6 separate regions of the Mus musculus genome follow, and all the other regions are linked to region 2. Evidence: chromatin loops called from intact Hi-C (ENCODE). Cell type or tissue: left cerebral cortex. All regions are shown on one strand.

Region 1 (4,000 bases), 200 kb after region 2:
AACAGTGGAGTAAATCAATAAAGATAAGAACACAAACTGAATACCCCTGGCTTTGAGAAAATACATCAGCTAGAAAAACATTTAAAATTGATTTCTAGAGCTTTCCAAACCTTGAGTCTGTGTAAGAAGTACAGCAGTGCAGTGTCGTCGTCCCTCTCCCCCGTAAGCTTGCTAGGTGAGGACGTCTTTGGCTTTGAAAGTCGAAATGATGAAGTTCGTTTGTCCTCAGTGGAGTCAGGGTCAGGGTCATCTTAAAGCTACTGCTGCTTACTCATTTATGTCTCTCACTAGGGCAGGTTTCTAAAAGGATGGAGTCTGTTCAAATGCTGAGTGGTCAGAGCAGTGACTATATTTATATTATGCAGCTTGTGGTTCTACTTGGCTAAATAAACAAATAAACAAACAAACAAACCACAGCAAAGCTCCTGGAAATCTCAGCTGACGAGATAAGCTGATAATTCATTCCTTCTTTAAGACAGTTAATATATTGATTTTTGACTTCACATTTTTCTTTTAGGATAATATTTTTCTTGGCTAATATCTCTTTGATGACTAGTACAAATATTGTCCTTTTGTAATTTATAGGTTATAGTATTTCATTTTATGGTGAAGGAACAATCTTATTTACTGAACACCTTAGAAATTCTAATTTACCAAATTTCTATGAATTGCTTGACTATGTGGACATCTGATTGTTCAGTCTGATTTATTCTCTTCCTTCTGTATTGTTGCCTTAGCAAATGTGATAAAGTTTGAAGGAACAGTTTGAAGTTTTCTCTTTCAGTCATAGAATGCACAGAAGTGCAAATGAGTGAGTCCCAAGATGCCTGGAATTTTACATAGTCAACTTAGAGTCTTTAGGGTGAACATAACTTCCAGTGTGAACAAGTTGCCCAGGGTTAGATAAACAAACAAACAAACAAACAATCAGTGTGTGCAGAAATAAAGTCAGTGCATTGCCCTCAGAAAGAGGCCTCATTCTCTTTGAACACTTTCTCTCTTAAGGTCTTAAGATGGGGATAGGAGGCACGCTAGGCCAGTGTTTTCTCAGTCAGCTGTGAGTCTGTTGTGGCAAAAATTAATAGGCGTTTCAGAATCACTGAGAAAAGCTCTTTCATCTTGCCCAGTACCATCAGGGTGTTACATTTTCAAAGCAGAGCATTGTACAACCGAGCAGTAGGTAAGGACGGGAGGGGCCTTTCCTGGGGATTCTTGACCGCTGGAAGAGTTCATTTCAGGCCATTTGTCACAGCGGTGATTTCCCCTGAGATACCCTCCGCCAGCGGTATGTTTTGGCTATTCTATCCTCTTTTATTTATTTATTTTCTGAAATCATGGTGGAGGGTAGTTGTCTTTGCCCTCTCCCATCATCCTAACCCTTTGTCTAAGGTCTCCTTTACAACCCCATGGGGTAGGAACAATTTTCAATGGGACACAGCAGGTCTGGAACGTTTTAGAGAGTTAGTGTGATATAAAAATGCCCAATAGAAATCCTGCATTTTGTCTAAGCATTTTTAGCGTGATAAATATAATTTAGTATGGAAATGTGATCCATTGTTGCATGGCAGGTTTTCTCAGCTGTGTACAGTAAGGCTTCTGTCGCCTACTGTGGATTTGGTATTTACTGCGCTCTGGACCTCTTTGTTGTTTCTTGGTTTTGTTTGTGGAGACTTTTAAAGGTGGATTGGCTGCATAACCTTGCAGAGGAGTTGATTAAGTTTAATTTGCTATGCATTAGTGAGTGGATTTGCTGGTCTTTGTGAACTGCCCTCTGTTATTTGTAGTGTGGGGCCTAGTTTTTGATGCCTTCAGTTCTTTCTGGGCATGAAAACTCTTTTTGTACATTTGTTGAATCTATTTCCATGCTGTGCTTTTTATATTCTACACAATGACTCTTTGCAGTTGAAAGTTGTAGTTTGGTTGTATTTTTAACTTTAAAAGGACAGCAGGAACTTGCCTTTTATTAAACATATGTGGATATTATAACATGTACTCTGCTTTTCTTCAAGCAGGTTTTAAAATATAGTTTCTTATTCTTGAAATAAAATTTTAACTGGATGTGTTATACTTATACAATGGCTACGATTCAGTACTCACAAGCCATGAGTGGAAATTGTGGGGAAATAAAAATAATGTGTGTGTGTGTGTGTGTGTTTAAATAGACCAACTTAGTTTCCCCATTACTTTTTAATTGGCTGTTTTTAATTTTAAAAAGGAAACATTGAGAGATTATGGGATGTTGAGTTCTATATCAGAACCTTCAGTATGACATTTAATAACTGAGGTCTTAATTTTTTGTCACTTCCTGATTTGGCTTCCCCTCTGCAGTTTCCAGTCCTCTGCCATTTTCTAATATTTGTTAGGATCTCTGCAATACTTTATCCTTAGAAATGATAACTTTCAGGATCTCCCTTGCTTCATGAAGCTCCTTTAATCCATTTTAAAGTATATTTTGTGTTTATAGATTTTTTTTCTGAAGAATTTTCTTTCTTGAATCAGAATCCTGGGTGTAAGGAGTATTAGCTGCCGTGAGTAGTCTGTGAGTGAGCGCGAAGGCTGTGCACAGTGTCCAGCTGGGAGTTTCCGGCTCTCAGTCATACACGGAAAGCATTCTTTAAAAGATCAAACGGGCTGGACACTGGGAAGGTTTTAATGATGCCAGCTAGCATCAGAGCCGTTGGACTCAGTGGCTGCAAATTGTGCTCATCTGAATCAATGCCACTGAGCTGGGAATAGTGATGTGACTGAACTGATGCTAATTGTACCCCTCTGCCATTGCAGTGAATAAAATATATTGGTTTAAGCTTATCCAAGGAGCAGGTTTCCCTTTCGGGGGTAAATGAGGACATAGGGACTAGAAAGGCCATCAGTGAAGGAGGGCAGCACAGTAAATAATGTTAATGGTTTGAAAGGCTTTGCATTTTGAGATCCGATTGAAAGCATTATTTTGGTTCCTTCCAAGAAATTAGCAAGGCTATTTCAAAAGCTTTTTATCTGGTCTCAAATGACATAAAATCGTGCTTTTCATAAAAATGTCATCTCAGATGTGCTTAAACTCATTTCTGTGCTATATAAATGTTTAAAAGAACAGGAGTATTTTACCTTTTATCTGCCTAGTATAAAATACCACCAAGAGACTCATTGCTACAAACACTAGTGACCCCTGATTGGAATTAACCTTGATTCTGTGATTAAAATCATATTCATTGTAATTGCTGGAGGGAAGTTAAATTGCTTAAGGAGTATGTGGAATTAAGAGGGCAAGGCATTGGTAAGTCTTCATACGGGAATGTTCTGAGTCCTCCTCACATGTCAACCTGAAGGAAGTCTGGACAGGGTACAGTGTGTGCGTTTTCTTTAAAGGATTTCACGTTTGAGAGACTTTCCTTAACCATCAGAAAACTGCTTCTTTCTTCATTGGGAATCCTTCTAAATGTAGACTTATATTTTGATTTTGCATGTGCATGCGTTCTTATGATTTAGGCTACTTCAGTAATAGAGAGAGCTTTGCATTTTTGCCTCATGATTTTTTTCCCCTAAGAATCTCAAAGCAGCATAATGGAATGCATTATGCCTAAGGTCTGAATTGAGCAGTGAGTAAGGTGTTCTCTGGGGCACTGTCCCTCTTGATTCAGGGCTGTGGCACTGGGCCTCTACTTATGTAAATTGCCATTTGAGGAATTTAGTCACTTAAACAGTTGACGGGGTCATATGGTTTTGATTTCTAATGATAGAGGTACAGTCAGATGTAACAGTGTCATTGACCTGCTCCATTTGTGTTGTATTTGTACTCTGAACTGGAGTAAATTTCCTTCTCTTTGACTTGTGTGTCAGGTACTCGAGCTAAGTTACAGACTCTGCAGGAAAATGAATGGCAATGATATCTTGTGTGTCAGGTAGATTCTCTAAAGGGGTTTGAAAAATGGAGGTTACTGATTAAAAACTTCCAGAGATGAAACAGATTTTTTTTGTGTGTATGTTAGTTCCCCAGTGTCTGTGT
Region 2 (4,000 bases):
CGTTTGGGAAGGGGGAGCGGGCTTGTTTTTACTTTCCACCATGGATTTTTGCGGGTTTGTGCTGAAATCGCAAGAACGCACACCCAAACAAACTTATTTAAACAGAGAGCAAGAGAAATCCACGCTACCAAAGAAAAAAAAGAAGGGGGAAAAAAGCCTCCTGATAGCAATCTCTGGGACTGAACAGCCCCCAGCAACCTTAAATCCCTTTCCCTATCTACTCCGAGCCACCAACCTACCCCGCCCTCCCACCGTCGCCACTGAAAACTTTAAAAAAGAAAAAGAAAAAAAAAGAAAAGAAAAAAAGAAATGAACGCGAAACAAGAATGCCATTTCCTTCCTAGGAAACGCCTCCCGCCTCGGTGTTCCCGGGCTGAGAACCGTGCCCAGGTGGAGGCGGGACACCTGGGAGTGCCCGTCGCAGAGCCTTAGGGAACCCGCTTCCCAGTTGTTTGCTTCAGGAGGCTTCCCCCTCGCTGACAACCTGCTGGGTTGCATCAGGGTCTGCCCTCTCTCTAAGGGCGCGCCAGACTACTGGGAACCTTAAAATAGATAAAGTTAATACTGACTATAATGTGCATAAATTGGATTATAATCTTTAGGCATATTGGTGACAGCCAACATAATCCATCTCTGGGTATTAATCCATTTAGGCTCCCGGGTGACAACCCCTCGCAGAAGTGTTCTAGAGTTGCTCTTCTACAAATGCTCCATCTCCGATTGTAGTTTGTCTCAGTGGCCACGGGTAGAATATCAAGCCATACGTGAAGCGAAAAAAGAAGAAGAAGAAGAAGAAAGAAAAAAAAAAGAGTTACTAGCTTCCTCTAGAAACACAGACAACCTTTAAAAAGGAAACGGATAAGATCTAGACGATATACGAAAATGAAAGATGGGTGTGACTTTTGTTTCGTTAAAGTTCTTGTACCTCTCTGGCTCTTAACTCCTTTTTTGAACTGGTTTGGGGTGGTGGCTGTTTTCCAGAGTTTATCTTTTGTTCACCATCTTTTTTTCTCCAGATTGCCAACTTCTTTTCTCCCTGTGTTTTTTGTCTCTCTTCCTCTTTCTGACTCAACTTTATTGCTTTCTTCTTTTCCTCTCGCCGGGAGACCATGAAAGCACAACTCGGCCCTTGCATTGAACACTTGAGAATAACGGGAAGGAGGTTTCCTGGAGCGTCCCAGGTTCTCCATGACCACGTTCAGTTTTTCCCACTGCTCACAAAGTAGATGATGGGGATTAGACAGGACCAGGTCCAGCCAAGTTCAAAGCAGCACGTTTCCAACTCGAGTAGTGTGATTCTCCTAAAACTGGTACACCCATCCTCCAGGATTCAGCCCAGAAGTGGGGAAACTTGAACAGAAGTCCAAGGACATATTTCCCAACCAAGTCTGTAAGAGTATGTCATCTTGTATGCATGTGTGTTTGTGTAAGCGCTAAGTTAGACAGAACTGCTGTGTGTGGGATATAAGCAAGGGATGACTATCTACTGTGCATTCTTACACCGTTTATCAAATAATCAAATTGCAGAGAACTATTTTGGAATGAAGAAGTTGAAAACTGAAGATTATGTGAATGTTTTTAGTAACTGAAAGGTGACCATTCCGCGTTTGCACTGATTCCAGAGTTGGTCTCTTGGTTTTCTCTCCAGGAACTGGAACTTGTATATTAAGAGGGATTCCCTGCCCCACCCCCTCGACCATGTGCTTGCTAGTGAGTGTGTGTGTGTGCATGCGTGCGTGTAATATTTGCTGGATTCTCATTTATTCCAGCAATCACAAATAAATCGTAGAATCTGACCGTCTTCCCCCAACATCCTTCCTTTCTCAAATGCGTTAAACCCTCCTCCCCAATATAAAGTAATTCCCCCGTCTGCAAATTCGGAGACTTAAAATATGCCAGTAGATGGCGCACAGAGCCCTTCCACCAGCGTCCTTATGTGACCCTCCTTACAACAAAAAGACTTCTCTACCAGGAAAAAGAAAAAGAAAGCACAACCCGGAATACTCCAGGTTCAACTTTGAACAAAGGAATTTACACCAGCCTTTCCATTTGTAGCTGTCTTAATAAGTTCGCTGTTAACAATAAAATTGGGAGAGCAAATGCATTTCCTGTCCATTTATTCTGAAATAATAACAATGTAAGTCAAAACAAACAGAGTGGTGGACCACACTTGGGAGGCTAAAGCAGGAGCCTCTAGGTTTCAAAGCTAATCACAGCTACATAGGAAGCCTGGACAGCATGGGGGCATTGTCTCAATGAAAGTGTACTGGAGAGAAATTTTAAGACAGGCATCAATGCTAGGTAGCAAAAAATAGGAATAATTAAAGTCATCAATGATAAAAGCATTTCCTTATTCAAATAGAAATTATCCCACTGAAATTCATACTGTGATGTATAGTACAGTATGAAATTGGGTTACTCTAATGAACACAAAAGTGATTAACATCAAGTTAAATAAGAACAGTGATGGAGATTGGAAAAGGACCTGTGTGTCTGAGCCTAACTCCTCACAGGACCACAGCTGGCTCCAACCTTCTCATCTCAGCAGTTTGCTAGTTTGGAACTTCAGAGCAGTTCAAGTGTTTCTGCCAGAACAAAAGGAAAAAATAGCTTTTTCAGGTGTAATTAGGGTGTTATAAAACACTCTAAAGTAAATTTTACCCATTCACTATGTCAGGTTGTTGGTACACACACACTCAACGAATCGAATCATCAAAAATTAGCCACTGTCCATCCTTGGCTATATGGGTTTGTCAGGGAAGGGGAAGGCCCATGAAAAAACTATTAGCTACTAGAACAGACAGTAGACATTTTGGTAGCTGCACATTCAGAATAACTAAGGCTTCCCCCTCCATAGCCTGCTGGGTGTTTGTTTGTTTGTTTGATGAAATACATCCATACATCTGTTTACCAAAACTGGACCATATGTCAAGTACAAGACTGTAAGAATGATAAGAGTCAGAGTGGAATTCAGCCTGTAGAATGCTTGCCCCATACCAGAAGCCGAAAGTTTGCATCTCTGTACTCGAATTAACTAGTCATGATGGACACACTAATAATTCCTATACTCAGTGGGAGGTAGAAGTAGGAGAATTTAGAAATCCAAGGCTACACAGAGAATTTGAAGTTAGCCTAGTGTGTATGAGACCTTACCTTTAAAATAATTAATAAAAATAAAATAAAAATGAATGTTGGTTCCTGCTGTCATACAAACCACAGCTCTGTGACACAGAGGAGAAACTTCACCAAAATCATTTCTTCTTTCTTTGAATTTCATTTACACCTAAGGTTGGGATACTTGTACATGTCAGACATAAGCAAGGAGCGTAGAAAACTGACACAAACAGCCGAAGGACAAGAAAAAGCAATGGCAGGAGATTAGAAGCTGTGACTGTCACCCTCAGTTCCACCTTTTAATAACTGAAAAGGGAGGATACAGTAGCAAATTCCTAATTTCCGTGGCCTTGAACTTTAGTATTTCTATGCTCATTTCCTTCAAGTTCTTTGAGGGGAAAACAAATCCCACAATAAAAGAAAGCTAAATCTTTTCAAGAACAGAAGCTGAAAAGCACTGTTTCTTATGGAAGTATTTCTTTGGAACCTTACATGCTTAATATTATATCTAACTTATGGTTCTAGGACAGTGTGTTGGGACTAACTGAATATACATTGATATCCACTCAACCACCTACTATAAAGGCTAGTTCCAGATATAATCAATGCACCAGGCTAGTTTAACCCAGAGCCTCTTCGTGTGTAGATTACTCCCCAAGAGTCATCTAAGCAACACATGTATACATTCAGAACACGAGTGTCTCTGAAGTAATAATTTATTAATTTGGTAGGCTGTATCCCTAATTTAATAAATAGCACCTCAAGGCCTGAAAATTAATCGAGAATGTTATGTCAGATGAGCAATAAGAAATCCTGTAAATATTGAGTGTGAATGAACATGTCTCCCTAGCCCCACCGGAACCTTGGTGAAATAGCTGCAGGTAAG
Region 3 (4,000 bases), 160 kb after region 2:
TTTTTTCCTTTGTATTATGTGTTTTTGAGGTGGAACTCACTAGTGTGGCTAGTCTGTACATCTCCATGAAAACCAAGCTGTCCTTGAACTGTTTGCCTCTATTGGGATTAGAAGTGCACACCACTTTGCCCAGCCCTTTACTTTGTTTTGTTTTGCTTTGTTTTGTTTTGAGAAAAGTCTGGTCTTGAACCTGCTGCCCCACTGTGCCAATGGTGGTATTACATATGCCATCCTCATTTAAGTTCTAGATTTATTTCAGTGTTCTTTATTATTTTCTGTTGTGCTATAATACACATATTACCAGTCCCTTTTACTTTCTACTTCTTTATCTGAAAGGCAGAACATACTCACCCTGTCATCTGTTTTTCCTCTCCGGGTAGGGAAATCCTTGATGACACCCATCTCTTGACAGTATGCCAGTAGCAGCTGTCATTCAACAGGGCACGGGGATCTTACTGTGATATATTATTTAGCATTTTGCTTCCCTACTGCTGTTCTACCTGTCAGCAAGCCAGCAAACCAGAGCAAGAAGGAGGTAATGCCTCAAGTAGCACGGGGTTACCTTCCCTTCCTTGCTTACTTATGCCCGAGCATGTTCTTGCTTTGGACGCTGTTCATGGCTCATGTTCATTTCCAGTTATTAATCTTTTCTACTCTTAACCACTGGATTTTCTTTCCCCAAGACAGGGATAATGCTTTCCTATATTTGCAACTTTAGGCATCTCGCTGGCTTATTAGATATTAGATTGTTTCATATCTTCTTCCTATCTTGGAAAGAAGTTAGTCTTTATTTAAATTGGATAAATGAGTAAAGTGATGTTTAGAGTGGTTGCAATGATGTTTCATGGCTGACTTGGGTTTTCTGAAGACCAAGATTTTATGTCTCAAGTCCAGTGTTGGTTTTCATTAGTATAAAGATTGTGGCCATAGTCATTAATGAATTTTATCTTCTTGTCAACAGTTTTTTTTAATAAGATAAAGGAATATAAATTTGGATTATTATTTAAGCCTAAATTTTGTAAGATTTTTAAAATAGTAGCACATTCACATGGTTTAGAAAGTATAAAGTAGAATATGCTGAGCATCCTTTTTATTCATGTGAGTCCTAGTAGTGCTGTCCTTACTCTTGTAAAGAGGATGTTTTGCTTAATGGTTACCAGTTGTATTGTATTCTACAACAATACAATACAACATACTACCCTATAATGCAATATAACATATCCTTTTCTCCTCAGTCTCGTTTGGAAAAACAAATAGCATTCTATGTAAACTATTTATATCTCTTATATTTTCACTTGGTGAATCTGTTCATATTAGTTATTTGTATGGCTAGAACTTCCACATTTGTTTTTAGAGTACTATTAAATGTTTAAATCTGACAGCCACTCTTTATCATATGTTCAAAAGAATTGTGTGTTTATTTAAATTGTCTTACAAATGTTGGTAGAAATGCTGATAGCGTTGTTTATAATTGCCTCCCAGGATGGACATGGCTCAGTTACTCATTTATCATGAATGGATTGACAAGAGGAGCATCATATATAATGTACGATGCAGTGCTATTAGCAATAACATGTACAGACACAAGCTATGACATGAACAATCCTTGAAAACATGCTAAGTGATAGGAAGCCACAAAATGAGTGGTGTCTATTGTATAAAACCTGTCATAAAATATCCAAAATTATCATATAAAATAGAGTAGAAATACAATACCAGTGGGTAGTTTCCAGGCACAGGGAATAGAAGTAGGCAATTGGGGTTTTTCCCCTTGGAATAATGAAAATATCATAAAAGTAGACCCTGGTGATGGTTTCAGAATTTTATGAATTACTGACATCTACAAAATTGTAAACTTAAAAAAAAAGCAGGTATTATAACATTTGTCTTTCTCACCCTTTCAATGATTATTTTTATACTTAAACCATCGTGTGATAATAGGAAGGTAAGAGAGTTTAATTTCTGCCATCCTCTTCTGTGAAGTGTGAATGACTCTATTGGCAGACAGTGTCAAATGCTTCTGCAATGCCTGTGGCTTCCTGAGTTCTTTCCCCTCAAGTGTCACTGCACAGTTTTGTGCACTCCCTGAACCTGACTACACTGCCACACTTAAGCGAGGAACCTTTTCCCTGATTAGCTGAAATGCAGCACCATCTCTTGGTCTTGTTTGACTTAGAGCTGGGCTAGCTACATTTTGTTGCTGAAGTTATTCACAATTACTAATGAATTACCAGGCTCAAGCTGAAGCAACTCTGTTCCCATCCACACACTGTCTGTTACAAATGTGAATTGTCCTGTGTCCAAGTCTGCCATCTGCTTCGAGCTGCCACTTACAAGGGCCTGGAGCTGGGCAAATTAAATCCGGTGTCTATTTTTCTTCTCATTGTTGATCACTTTGAAGCTTTTTAAAGTGGGAATAGATTTTTTCCTAAACTCTGTTGCCTCTGGATCTTGTATATTGATCTAATTCCCCTCTGTCTTAATAGGAGGTAAATAGTAAATAGAGAAAAATTTGTGCGATAGTGTTCCTAGGTTCTATGGAACAACTGTTTTCCTCTTTGTCGGATCCTATTGCCTCACATTTGGGTGGAGAGCCATTTGGCAGGACCTCAAAGTATCAATTTTTTTGTTGTTGGCGGGGGGTGATTTTGATAATGCATTATAAAATGGGTGAATGTCAGGAATAGGAATTTTTTTCTGACACACACTCATCTCCTTTTTGAAATGCCTTCTTGTGTCTGTTTCTCAGATCTCCTGCAGGCTTGCTTTTCCTGTAAGCAGCATGTATGGCTCCATCTTCACAGCCTGGAGGATTCTTGACGTCATTGGAGAAGAGTCTGCCACTAGTGACTGGCTGGCTACAGTGGAGTCCTTGCTCTCTGCCACTACAGTGATCCCCCCACACGTTTTCTTACTGCTGGCTTACCTGCTTGTTGAAGATGTAGGGCAGAATCTTCAGCAGATACTGAGGGTCACCACACAGTTAGCTCAAGCAGATTCCTCTCAGGTAAAGACAGAGAATATGGAAAAGTAATGGGAGAAACACTCAGTATTTATTATTATGGATAATTTTTAGTTTATTTATGAAGTTTTAAATTATGGCTTTAAAAATGTCTCTCTACCCAGTGTGGTTTCTTTCTTCTTACTCTGAGTTGATGTTCCCGTAACAATGCAAATGTTTTCCTTTAATTAAAACTATAATTTTCGAGGAACCCTGAATTCAGTATATTTTTGTTCCACTTCGCAACGGGTTCCACGGTACATTTCTTTTTAGTTCTAATATTGATCTAATGTGACCCTGCTTAATCAATTCATGACAGATTCCTTACAGTTTGATCCTCAGTCATTTAATAAACAAAAACATTGTGTCCTTCCCTGTGTGGTCCTGATCTGCAGACAAGGCCGTGAGGATAAACAGTTGTCTTCCTGTCTGCATGGAGCTTGAGTGTAATAAGCAGTCAGACATAAATAAGACTTCCCTCCTTCCTCTAAAAATAGAAATAAGTTTAACACAGTCTTACTGGTTAGTCTCTAGAATGTTTTCCATGAAGGAAGGCTCTCCTAACCCGGCAGACATGGCATTATTTTATATTCCATTTAATGTGTCTGTGTTTAGGTTTTTTTCTTTCATACATTGTGAAGAAAAATTTCACCTCTCAATACAAACTCATGTGTTCCTAGTTAGAAACTTTTGTCGGTGTTGTTGGTGAGAAATGTTGATGGTGGGAGGTTCCGTGCTGGGAGTTTCTCATTCTCTCAGCTTACCATGTCCATTGTATTCATCAAGTAATACTTCTCTTCTAGTCCAGTTCTCTGATACGTTTTACAGACCGTCACTCTTAGCCAGTGTTTGGATCATTGCTTAGACCATGTAGGACACTCTTAGAGTAGTTGAAGCTCAGGCAGCATCTGGAGATCATGCAAAGAAGAATCCCTTGAAATAATACTATGGTCTGCCTTGATCTGTATACGCTTCCTACATAATGTATACTCGCACACG
Region 4 (4,000 bases), 150 kb after region 2:
ATCTGACTTAACAGTAAGAGAAGGAAATTCTATCTGAGTTCTAGAAAGGCTGGCAAGAATCTAATAACTTTTTTTTTTTTTATACCTTACCTCCTAGTTCACCATATAGCATAATGGTCCTGGGTGGGACCAGGGCTGGGGGCCAGTGCTAAGGTTTTGGCAGGATGTATTGTCAATTGTGTACCTTTAAGTCACAAGTGTTATTTACTGAGGCTCACCATAACTCTAATACCTCAGGAGTCGGCTTACTGTTTGCTCAGGTGTGTGTCTTATTCATCAGAGATGGAAGCTGCACTTTCTCTCTAGCAGCTGTTGCCGAGGGGGGAGGCGGAAGGGATACTAGCAATGCTATAAATATCCTTTTCATGATGCTATGCTGCCTTAGTGGGGCTAAGAGTGGACCTCTATTATCTTTTTTAAAGACTCCAGCCACATTTACTGTGGGATTCTCTTCCTCGGGCACCAGTATGGGCCAAACACAACTATTAATTCTGCTTGCCTCATACTCACCAAGTCTATTCCCAGATCTTTTGCTTTCACACTCTTTTGTGTGCTCTGTATGAACTGCCCGTTCCTCCAAATACAGCCAAATGTTCTCAAGCCCCCAAGTCAGTATTCACTGTGCTGTGTGTTTCCAGCTTTTATTTACCCAGTGCACAAAATACTGTGTGCTAATGTGGGGGGTTCCATGTTTGTAACTTCAACGCTAAGGGGAGCTCACTGGGCGGGGTGCGCGGGGGGGGGGGGGGGCTGGGGGGGCAGGGAGGATTCTGACTCTTTTACCAGGCCTTTAGGAAAGGGCAGCAATGGAAATTGTTAGCATTAAATTGCAGTAGTCGTTTCTGTACTAAGTGTTTCACCTTTATATTTCTCAGGTGACTGTAGGAAAAGGAAAAGGCTTTAGTTGAAAATATCTTAGCCAGTGCCAGCTGAGTGTTTTCTTTCTCTTATACTTAAATAGCATATGAACTTATCTTCTCATTCAAATTACCTGATCCATTGTTTAGTGCATGGTGGATACTCAGGATTTCACAAGTTTCATTCATAGAAAACGTGCACGTCTCCCAAAACTAGCCCATTTTCCTATAGATCTATTGCAGAACGCTTTCTGTGAAAGGCACAGGCTTGCTGTGTTTAGTGATTTCTCGAGGTGCTTTGGACTCAGTGTTTGCTTACAACTCAGCTGTTCAGAAGCACAGTTTGTAGGTTACATAGCCTGCCGAGCTGAGCTCCTCCATCCCTGGAGCCCGAGAACCAGGAAGTAAAACATGCTTGAATATCTTTTCATCCTTAAGATGTAAACATGTATGGTGGTAAACATGATATTCATCTCTTTAAAGTCTAGTAAGTATTTTTTATAGTGTTTGAGAAACAAGATGCTTTTTCTATTTGGCTATTAAGTGTGATATTTTAAACCATCTCTTGTAATCTGAGGCTAAGGAGCTATGAGCCAGTAGTCATAAATTCTAAGGTGTTTAAAAATTCTCCCAAGATAATACAGTGTCTTAGTCAGGGTTTCTATTCCTGCATAAACATCATGACCAAGAAGCAAGTTGGGGAGGAAAGGGTTTATTCAGCTTATACTTTCCACATTGCTGTTCATCACCAGAGGAAGTCAGGACTGGAACTCAAGCAGGGCAAGGAGCAGGAGCTGATACAGAGGCTGTGGAGGGATGTTCTTTACTGACTTGCCTCCCTGGCTTGCTCAGCCTGCTCTCTTATAGAACCAAGACTACCAGCCCAGAGATGGTCCCAACCACAAGGGGCCTTTCCCCCTTGATCACTAACTGAGAAAATGCCTTACAGTTGGATCTCATGGAAGGATTTCCTCAACTGAAGCTCCTTTCTCTGTGATATCTCCAGCTTGTGTCAAGTTGACAGAAAACTAGCCAGAGAGTACATAGAGAATAAAAGAAACATTGGTGTGCATGAATTAGAGCCACTAAGGAGAGAAACTTGAATAAAACAAACCCCTACAAGTAATTGTTGACTAGTCAAGGTACTTAGTTATTCCTTAAAGAATGCTCGGAGAGTAATTATGGGGAACTGTTACTCCTCTCAGATAAAGAGGCAGTCTGGCTCTTGTGCCCTCTGTTGACAGTGACCTGCACTACACTAAAAGGGCAAAGAAGGAATGCTGACCAGGTACCACTGTGTTATCACAGGTCCCACAGAGGATGGACATGGATCACACTGAGTACCTGACAGTAAGACAGATTTGGGGGAAGTTTTGGGGGATGGGGAGTGAACTGGATTGATGAGATACAGTGAATGGAGACTTGGGGCTGAACTGCTGTGCTCATTCAGAGGACAAACTCATTTCTATAAAACTGTTGTAGTCGGCGGGAAGATTAGGATAGCTTGACTCAACTAGGGTCTACTGCAAGCTTGTGTGTGTGTGTAAGTATAGTATTTCTCGGCCCTGTTGATAGAGTAGTCACAGTTAGCCTTTATTTGGAATTGTAGGGAGCAGAGACTATATAGGATATTTGTTTTTTAATTTAAATAGTCATGAAATTTTCAGTGAGTTGTCATCTTACTAAGAGCTAAGTTAAGACCTACGGAGTATGTGCAGTATGAGAAACTCCTGTTTCTTACAGTGACTCTAAAATAGGTTCTCGTCATTGTCAGTCATTACTGCCTCTCTCTCTTTCTCTCTCTCTCTCTCTTCCTTCCTTCCTTCCTTCCTTCCTTTCTTCCTTTCTTCCTTTCTTCCTTCCTTTCTTCCTTTCTTCTGTTTTCAGCTGCATGGTTTTTGACTGGTGGCTGATCTCTCTGGGCCAAGGTAAAATGAGTAGCAAAGCATCTTGCTGTCATAGGGTTGTAGACTCCATTTCATATTCTCTATTAACTGTACTGTCATACCACACCCCATGGCATAGTTTATCTAAGAGCTAACTTAGGCACAGAGAAGGGATTACCATGCCAAAAGTTGTGCTTTGGGGCCTCCTACCCCTTTAGATTGATTTTATGTGTATGAGTGCATTTACCTAACCTTTAATGGCATATTGGAATGCAGTTCACATATGTATTGTATACAGGTCAGATGTACAATTCAGGGTCTTCCAGTTTGTTCAAAGTTACCACTACAAGCCTTAGAACATTTATTAGTATTATCTCAAAAGCTACACCTCACATAACCTGATATTAACTCCTAAGTGGCAGCCTAGGCAACCACTAATCTGCTCTCTAGGGAGGAAATTGTCTATGGTGTCTACTTTGGAACTTGAACAGAGATGAGATCCTAGGAAGAGTAGCCCTTTGTACTACCCCTATGCCCCGACAGAGTTGCTTTGTGTAGCCCTGGCTATCCTGGAACTCACTCTGTAGACCAAACTGGCTTTAAGTGCCCAGAGGCCTGCCTCTGCCCCCCAAGTGTTATGATTAAAAGCATGCTTCAGTTTTTATCCTAGTAGCATGTCTGAACAACGCTTTGTTTCTCTTCCTCTATGGGTGAACTTTGGGCTATTTTCATGTTCTGTTACTGTGAATATGTTGTGATGAACACTGACATGTGAGTTTTTTATGTGGTATGTGCTTTTATTTTTCCCAGGTAGATTTATAGAATTGACGGGTCTTATTCTTTTTTTTTAAATTTTTTTATTAGATATTTTCTTCATTTACATTTCAAATGCTATCCCAAAAGTCCCCCATACCCTCCCATCGCCCTGGTCCCCTACTCACTTACTCCCACTTCTTGGCCTTGGCGTTCCCCTGTACTGGGGCATATAAAGTTTGCTAGACCAAGGGGCCTCTCTTCCCAACGATTGCCGACTAGGCCATCTTTTTTTTTTTTTTTTAATTTATATTGACATTTATTTTTTTTTAATTTGCAAATATAACAGCACAAATGTGTAATTTTTTTCCATTTTTATTAGGTATTTAGCTCATTTACATTTCCAATGCTATACCAAAAGTCCCCCATAGCCACCCACCCCCACTCCCCTACCCACCCACTCCCCCTTTTTGGCCCTGGCGTTCCCCTGTACTGGGGCATATA
Region 5 (4,000 bases), 510 kb after region 2:
CTGGGGAGGGCCCTGGAGGACGGGCAATGCTGCTGCTATTGCTGTACCTGATTTCAAGTTGTCCTGCAGAAGCTTGCTAACAAACCCTGTGTGGAGATGGCACAAAAGCAGACACAGACTCAGTAGACAGCCTATGAGGAAGTCCACACAACCATAATCACTAGAGGTTTTCTTTTGTTTGTTTGTTTTAGTATTTATTTTGTGCGTGTGTGAGTGTGTTGCCTGTATTTATGTATGTGCAACACATGTGTGTCTGGTGCTCACAGAGACCTGGTGCTCACAGAGACCAGGTGAAGGTATTGAAAGCCCTAAAACTGTAATGCCAGATGGTTGTGAGCTTCCATGTGGGTGCTGGGAATCATCTTATTTTTTGATAGAGTCTCTTCCTGAACCTTGAGCTACCAGCTCAGCAGGAAGCCCCAGGGAGTTTCCTGCTTTGCTGCTCAGTGCTGACATTTTGGCATGCACTGATGTACCCTAGTTGTAATGTGAGTGCCGGGGGTTCAAACTCAAGTTTTCACGCTTTTGTGGCAAGCCCTTTACTGACTAAGCCATCTCTCCAGTCCTTAATATTTTAAATTATCTAACTTATAGTTATTCCCATTATTATTTAATTATGGATTTTCTTTGTCCAGTTCACTTTCCCAAATTTAATGCACTTCACTGGATGCTCATCAATATTAGTATTGATTTTAGTTATTGGCATCTCACTGATATCCATATCTCCAATGTTCCTTTTTTGTACCTTCTTCCTCTGTGGTTGCCTATATGTTTGTTTTATTCTTGCTTAAATTTAGGCTTCTCTCTATGCAGAATAAGATGTGTGCTTTAATCCAGTAAAGAACTCTTTAGTAGGGGGTGTGTAAATATGTGTGTGAATTATTTTTACCATTTGTGTTCAGCCCTGACTGATGCAGATTAGTGCTTCACCATTACGGTTTTCATATGCAGTACCATCTTTACTCTCTGATTGTTCTCAGAGACTTTTGAGTAAAGGACACCTTTACTGTGTCAATATCTTCCGGGAGCTTTTCCTGATTTTCTTATTCTCACCAAGGTGGTTTGCTTTGCAGTCAGCGCAGTGCTTGAGAGACAGGATGGGGGAGATCGTACACAGAGAGTCCATGTTCACATAGCCGGAGATGAGGAGCTTTAAGGAATTAGTGGCTACAAATTGATGCTGGGTTTCAGAAGACACAGGGACTGGATTAGCAGTTCTTCAGAACACGGTGAACGCAGTCTCGGGATCAGCTACTCCAAATGTAGTTGTGTGGTCATTGGGATGGTAATCAAGTTGAAGCCATTTTCATTTTAAGATCCAACACATAACTAAAAATTTATGAGCCTGATATTCATATCCTGCTTGTAAACTCTCTCTGAGGATAGTCTCATTCTCTATTTAAAACATTGAAAAGTGGTAACCCTGTTTCTGTGGAAGGTCATGGTAGCTCTGGCATCTTCAAGACAGACTTATATGAAGCAAAATGTATTTACAATAGAAAAATTAGTAAAAGTTGTATTTGTGCATCACACTGTCTATTCCTTTAAGCTGTCTCAAGCTTTACCCAAGAAGGCCCGGAGGCCTATTGGATCTGAGTGCTAAGCTTAGGCAGCTTTTCAACTATCCCTGCAGGCATCTGATGGGCTATCTTTGGTGATGTAAATCTAATGTCAAATTGGATCAATCTAAGACAGTGGGAGAATAACGATTTTAGATGACATTCTTTCTCTGTCCTCCAGACTCTCCACTTTTGTAGTCTTCCTTTGACTGGCCAGTAACCAGATATGTAAGCCTGATGTGATACTGCCATCTACTGGAAAGAAAGGGAAATACTGGCTTTGAAAAGACATTAATCTACCATGACTTCCAGCAGGGCAGAATGTAGAAAGTTAGCAGTAAGCAAAAGGGCATTTTGGTGTCCTGTGCATCTAAGAACAAAGAACAAGATGAATAAAGGAAAAGTAACTCATGATAGTTACCTATATATGCAAATGCATGCAAATATAAGTCCAAACTTTATATTTTCAGTATTCATGTTTTTACTCCAAAGGCCAGTCTTGTCATTTTAAAGTTTTGGTAAAAGCCCCTACCACCAAAGAAAATAATTACATAGACACTGGTAAGAGTGACAGCATGGATGTATTTGAATAGCTTTTATGAAGTGAAAATTTGATGCTCAGAGGTGTCAAACCTTGACAGCATAGAGGGTCCTGGAGGATCCAAACTTGCAGCCGATGGTCAGGTTCTTGAGAAACTTGTCATTAAAATGTGTGGTGCCTGTAATAGCAGGAGGATGCAGAGGAGACTTTGAAATATTTATAGTCTACAAAAGTGGAAGAGGACAAAAAGAAAAATTTTGAGAATATTTTTTCCAGAATACTGGAAATTAATCCAAATTTGCTTTGGGGGAACATGTATTTTAGACACCTGAACGCCAGTAAGCAGGTGGAGAGCTGCAGAGGTTTAGCTTGTACTAGTCTGACACATATTTTCAACTCATCAATAGCCTTAAAGAATGTCATCCCTCTTTCCTGGTACCATCAGGAAATAAATGAAGCTATAGTACTTGTTTTCAAGTCCCACTCCCAAAGGTTGTTATTGTTTGAACACATATTGTGTGCCCATGAAGGTCCTCACTAGCTTTTTTTTGTTTTCAATTTTGTTTTAAGACAGAGTCTCTCTCTGAACCTGCAGATCACCAATTTGAAAGATAGGAATCTATCCATCTTTGTCACCCAGGGCTGTGAGTTCAGGCATTCTCTGCTCTGTCTGGCTTTCATGTGGGTACAGAGGAGCCAAACTCAGGCCCTCCTATATGCACTGCCAGGATTCTACTAACTGAGCCATCTTTCCAATGCTTGCTTTAACTACCTAAGTACCAAAGCAAACCAAACAAAGCAAGCTAATAAAATCCACTCCTTATATTTATCTACAATAAATCAGTAGCCCTACTCTCTTTTAGTAAATAGTAACATTTATTTATATCATATATAATTTGAGTAAGTGGGGTATTTATATAATATCCTTCAAGAATAAAGAGTGTATAGGCAGAATTTCTAAAGTCTTGATACAGGGCCAGCAACTGAAAATAGCACCAACCTGTTTAACTATGGTTTGAGGTGTGTGTGTGTGTGTGTGTGTGTGTGAGAGAGAGAGAGAGAGAGAGAGAGAGAGAATGCCTGCACAATGTGCAGGTGGATGGAAAATGTAGACCAAAGAAAGCAATGTCCTTGATGGATTATGGAAGATTTAAATAAATGAAAGTATGTTTAACTCAAAAAGGAAGCTTGCATAGTGGTGTTCAGGTAAGAGTAGACACTTACAGATAGTGGATGGAAGTGTAAGACTTTTGACAAGGTGATTCATTTGGGAAATTAATCCAAATCTCTAAAGCAAAGACCTGATTGTTATAACATTATTTTTATCAAGCTTAAATGAAACAAAATTACTGTGCAAAGACTCTGATATGATTAACTAATCTTTAAGTAAATGACCTTTCCTTCATATTATACAATTGTGTAGCCATTTCACTCATAGCTGTAAATTCTGCCATGGGATGGCAAATCATCCCATGCATTTAAAACAAGGAAAGGAGAATGGACATATTTGTGAAGATACAACCAACCATACCCTAGCAGTAGGATTTGAGAAAATGGCGAGTGTAACTGGAAATTTCACCTCCTCCATCATTTCTGGAATGTAGATTGCTTCCCCTATCTCTGTCCTTCCACTTTAAACTAAAGATTTAGCATAGATGCAGTTAAGTGTCATCTAGGATGTGGTCAGAAATGAGCCAAGTGGGAGAGTTACATGGATAAGCTTTGAATGATTCTAAGGTGTGATTCCATTTGTATCCCCTGAAACAGCCACATAACCCTCTGGGCTTAGTTACAATCCCTGAGAGAGCCCTATACCTCTGTAGACTTATTTATAAACCCTGAAATAGCCCCCATGCTACTGTGAACTTGGCTAAAGCTCCATTTGGCATTGCCCTGCCAT
Region 6 (4,000 bases), 170 kb after region 2:
TTCATCATATTGCTATCATTGGCATATCATGTTGCCAAGCTTGATGAGATTAGTAATGACAAATTAATGTTTTAAAGTGACCTATCTAGTTGTCTTAAATGTAAATTATGTTGAAATGCAGTTTTTAGTAGAAACAGTTTAAATTTAGTATTCATAAAAGGATTTCTCAAGGAAAGCCATGTCTTAAAGTGTTTGCTTCTCAGCATCGTTGGAAGGTTCCTGTGCTTTATCTCTTGATTGGTAGGTAACAGGTAGCAATTGTTAGCTACAAATAATTTCCCCAAGCCAATAAAGTAGGTCCTGAAATTGCCATGTTTATCCAGGCAAATGGATGGAACATCGTGGAGTTCATGGTCGTTAGATTTAGTTTAAGTTAGATTACACCGGCATCAGAGTAGGTGAACTTTATTAATTTAGAGTTCATGTAATTTGATATAGACTGAATTAAAATATTAGCAGGTATTGACGTTACTGGTTTTTAGATTGTTTAAATTTGCTCACTTACATTAATATGAAGAGTGTGCTAATTTAAAATGATCAAATTATGTATTCATTAAGATCCATCAACAGGTCCTGGTGGTTGGTAACACTTGGGTAATTAGTTTTGTACAGTAATAGTGTAAGCAATTGACTTTTATTTCTTTAGTACTTTTCAAATTCAATCTTGTCTATCTTCATTATTTCTCATACTCTGGATTATTATTAATGACAATTATGCTGGTGGCAGTTTACTATTTATGTGTACTTCGTGGCAAATTGTATTTAATCTTTCATGGTAGTGGTGCATCTTTATCTGTGCTAAGTGCAATTATCATGGAGTTATCCTTCAGCTTGAGATACTGTGCATGTCGTGTTTTTATTAGGCCCCATGTTATTTATTAAGCATTTTCAGGTCACACATTTAATCACACAACATATGTTTATTGCAGCCCTCCTGTATGGTAGGTGCTGATAACATTGAGATGGAAGGATATTGTCTTGCACTCAGGAATGCTAAGGCTCAGTGCATTGATAGAGTCACTAAAAATGACTGTCCATACAAGACAGTACTTTGCACTGTGGCAGTAAATAAGCATTTTTGCAACACAGAGGAGAGTGCCCGTATGTTTCCCTAAAGTAGGGGAATGAGGAAACATTTAGACAGAATGCAGAACATATGCCAAGGCACTGATAGGTATCAGGTCACAGTGGGGTGGCAAGAGAGACATCTAGCCATTCTGAATTAACCTGGATACATGGGAAGAGGGAAGTTGTTCCTGAAGTGGATATAGCTGTTGAGAAAAATGAGCTCCTGAAGCCTTGAAGTTGGGCAAGATGAGGAAAGTTCTCTAAACCACCAGGGCAAATCAGACTTGGGGTAGATGAAGTGTTTATGATAGGATTTTAAAAGTAACAGTTTTGGTGGACACCCTGGTTTATATAAGGAAGAGAGAAAACACGCGGACCCTATAGTATGATAGGAACAAACCGAGGTGTCCAACAACTGCCGGACATCTCAGCCCTTTCCTCAGTCACTCAAGTGCAGATGCTAGGAAATGAGAGGATGGGCCAGGATGATAGTTCTCCAGAGAGTGACCAGGAGGCTGTGAGTCTTACACGTCCCATGCTCTTTGTCTCAACTTTAGTGACTGGGACTTGAACCTGCTCCTGTCTTCCTCTGATCTCTCCTTCTAGTCCACATTAAAGCACCTCGCTCACTTTTGAGGGACATGAGTGATAGAGTGATTAGTAATGATGCCCTTCAAAACTTAAAAGAGAGTGATGGCTGGGACTTTATGATAGTCTCTGGGTACTTGCCTGCCATAACTGTAATCAGGCAATCCATAAGAAGTCAAGAGGAAGTGACACTGAAGAGGAATATGTTTGATGCAAAAATATAAAAACAAAGCGTGTGTGTGTTTGTGTGTGTGTGTGTGTGTGTGTGTGTGTTTGTGTGTGTGTGATGGCTAGCTGGCTAGCACTTGTGATGATCAGCTTCCATGCACAGATTTTGTCAATGCAAAACACGTGTTAGTATTTCTTATAATAAAATGTGGGCAACTCAGGTGGGTGTTACTAAAAAATCCAGTGGGATGAAGCTCTCTAGGGGAATATACAGGGCTCTGTTCACAACAGCACGATTCCTAAGGATTGTTGAATGGATAAGGCAGACACCATTTCCCTGTGCCAAGTCTAATGAGACTTTCATTCTGCAAGTTTGGCTGCTGGCCATGGAGCAGTAGGAGGATCCCTCTTGGGCTGTGAGATGTACAGACACCTTCACCGTACTGACAGTGTGCTGACCCTGTTTCCCAAAAGAGCCCCTCCAGATGCAGATATCAGAGGTTTCTGAGGGGCTGGGGCAGGGTGGTGGAGAGATGATGACCAGACCTATCAGCATCAATTAGAGGTTGTAAAGTTAGGGGACTCTGGAGAATTCTGCCAGCTGTCACTACACTCTTGCTGGGGCTATGGGTTTAACCTTAGTAATCTCAGCAGCATGAGAGTGAGCATGTGGATGGATAGTCTTAGGCTTCGGCTTCTCTGGGCCTTGAATGATGCTGGCACATTTACTACAGCAGCCACTACCAGATGGCTGCTTCACACTTTTCCTTCGATTTCTCTGTTTATATTTTTGTGCTTTGTTGAAATTTACAAATGAGGGTCTCCAAATTTACTTTGGTTAAAGCATCTCAGCTATGTACTGTTACAATAGTGGTACACTGGAGTCATACCTTGATGAACGAAGGTGGATTCAATGGCCAGGTATGTTCTCTATGTCCCCTTTCTTACTCTCTCCCTTTTGAGACATTAGAATGTCACTCATGCAGAAAGGAGGAGTCTGGTATGCATTTCTGTTGCCTGGTTCTCAGTGCATCTTTGTAGCACTCATTGAATAGTCGATGAGTTCCTGGTTGTTTTTTGAAGTAGGAGAGGGCACAGGCAGTGGTCTGGAAAGTTCCTGAAGAAAGTTCAGGAATCATTTTTGAAACCGTAAAAAAATGGAGAACCAGGCATGCATATGTTATGCTGTCTTAAATCAAACTCTGGGTAAAGCTGTGGTGGCACATGCTGTTCATGAAAGGCTTAATGCAGTTCTCCTCATCGGATGAATTGTCTTGTTGTGCAAAAACTGTTATTACACTGTGTGTGAAACCAACCATGCTGCCGGGGAAAAAATTAAATCGCCTGACTGAGTGGTCACTTGTGAATAGTAACACAAGATCTATTGCCGTTATTAGAGACTCTGGAGGACATTCACCCTTTTATGGTCTTTCAACTGCTGGAGTGAAATATTTTAGTGGTAAATGACACCCTTCTGGGAAATCCCCCCTGAAGATTCACTCTCTGCTGTCTGTATATAGAAAAAAACGGTGGGAGTGGGGGAGCACTGGAGGCCAATCACGTTATTCCGTTCAGATTGCCTAACAAACTTTCCTAATTTGATGTGGTGTGATAACAGTTGCTTTTCAATGTTTCTCATTAGACCATTTTTAGTCAGTGTCCATTAGGGCCACACTCTGTCTTCTGTAACATGCCATGCACTTTCTGTATTCTTTTCTGTAGGGGGTGCATGCAAGCACAGGCGTAGACACCGGGCTGGCTGGGTTATGTACTTTAAGATACGATGAAGTGCAATGACTTCCTGCTTATTCTATTTGCTTTCTTTGTAAGAGTCTTTGATTATATATAGGACAGATTATGTAAATTCAGGTCTCAGTTCTGCTTGGAAACTGTGTTGATTGGTAAATCTGTTATGAAATATTTTTCAGAAGTGAATAAACAGTTATTGATCTGAGGTGTTCATAAGAGAGTCATTAGAGTAGGGACTGCAGCTTCTTTCCTTTGGCTAATATTCAGTATTATTCCTGTGTTTATTCATAGTTTATCACCACTCTAAAAATTTCTGCCATTTTACTAGATGATGCAGGTTAGCTTTTATGGGAACAATAAAGTTGTTAGGGATAGCATTGCAAGTAATTTGAATAAATTTTGTGTTTTGTTAATTTTGAAATCAAGT

The links. Peaks named below come from ENCODE experiments on the same cell type or tissue, not always from the same donor. Only the 100,000 strongest peaks of a DNase experiment are listed, where the experiment ranks them.
Region 1: a loop joins it to region 2, with 2.8 times the contacts of the local background. A loop is called at or near these places in 4 of 42 quality-filtered maps.
Region 3: a loop joins it to region 2, with 3 times the contacts of the local background. A loop is called at or near these places in 6 of 42 quality-filtered maps.
Region 4: a loop joins it to region 2, with 2.4 times the contacts of the local background. A loop is called at or near these places in 7 of 42 quality-filtered maps.
Region 5: a loop joins it to region 2, with 9 times the contacts of the local background. A loop is called at or near these places in 28 of 42 quality-filtered maps.
Region 6: a loop joins it to region 2, with 2.1 times the contacts of the local background. A loop is called at or near these places in 3 of 42 quality-filtered maps.

The regions. Positions count from the first base shown.
Region 1 is chr4:88,235,952-88,239,951 of GRCm38, forward strand. The region is part of intron 15 of Focad (focadhesin); the gene reads left to right. Among named protein-coding and RNA genes, the nearest start is that of Mir491, 120 kb to the left of the region's middle. In left cerebral cortex, no CTCF peak of the experiment used is centred here; DNase peaks (open chromatin) are centred at 1,735 and 2,660; H3K27ac peaks cover 1,098 bases.
Region 2 is chr4:88,033,752-88,037,751 of GRCm38, forward strand. No RefSeq gene overlaps it. Among named protein-coding and RNA genes, the nearest start is that of Mllt3, 2.3 kb to the left of the region's middle. In left cerebral cortex, a CTCF peak has its summit at 1,891 (motif pointing right); DNase peaks (open chromatin) are centred at 412, 653 and 1,897; H3K4me3 peaks cover 1,021 bases.
Region 3 is chr4:88,194,010-88,198,009 of GRCm38, forward strand. Focad (focadhesin) reads left to right here. Exons shown (of 44, transcript NM_001081184.1): 11 at 2,750-3,007. Among named protein-coding and RNA genes, the nearest start is that of Mir491, 74 kb to the left of the region's middle. In left cerebral cortex, a CTCF peak has its summit at 2,186; DNase peaks (open chromatin) are centred at 2,300 and 2,718; H3K27ac peaks cover 617 bases.
Region 4 is chr4:88,187,603-88,191,602 of GRCm38, forward strand. The region is part of intron 10 of Focad (focadhesin); the gene reads left to right. Among named protein-coding and RNA genes, the nearest start is that of Mir491, 68 kb to the left of the region's middle. In left cerebral cortex, a CTCF peak has its summit at 2,095 (motif pointing left); no DNase peak of the experiment used is centred here.
Region 5 is chr4:88,542,269-88,546,268 of GRCm38, forward strand. No RefSeq gene overlaps it. Among named protein-coding and RNA genes, the nearest start is that of Ifna15, 14 kb to the right of the region's middle. In left cerebral cortex, a CTCF peak has its summit at 1,820 (motif pointing left); a DNase peak (open chromatin) is centred at 1,804.
Region 6 is chr4:88,207,256-88,211,255 of GRCm38, forward strand. The region is part of intron 11 of Focad (focadhesin); the gene reads left to right. Among named protein-coding and RNA genes, the nearest start is that of Mir491, 87 kb to the left of the region's middle. In left cerebral cortex, no CTCF peak of the experiment used is centred here; a DNase peak (open chromatin) is centred at 2,186; H3K27ac peaks cover 392 bases.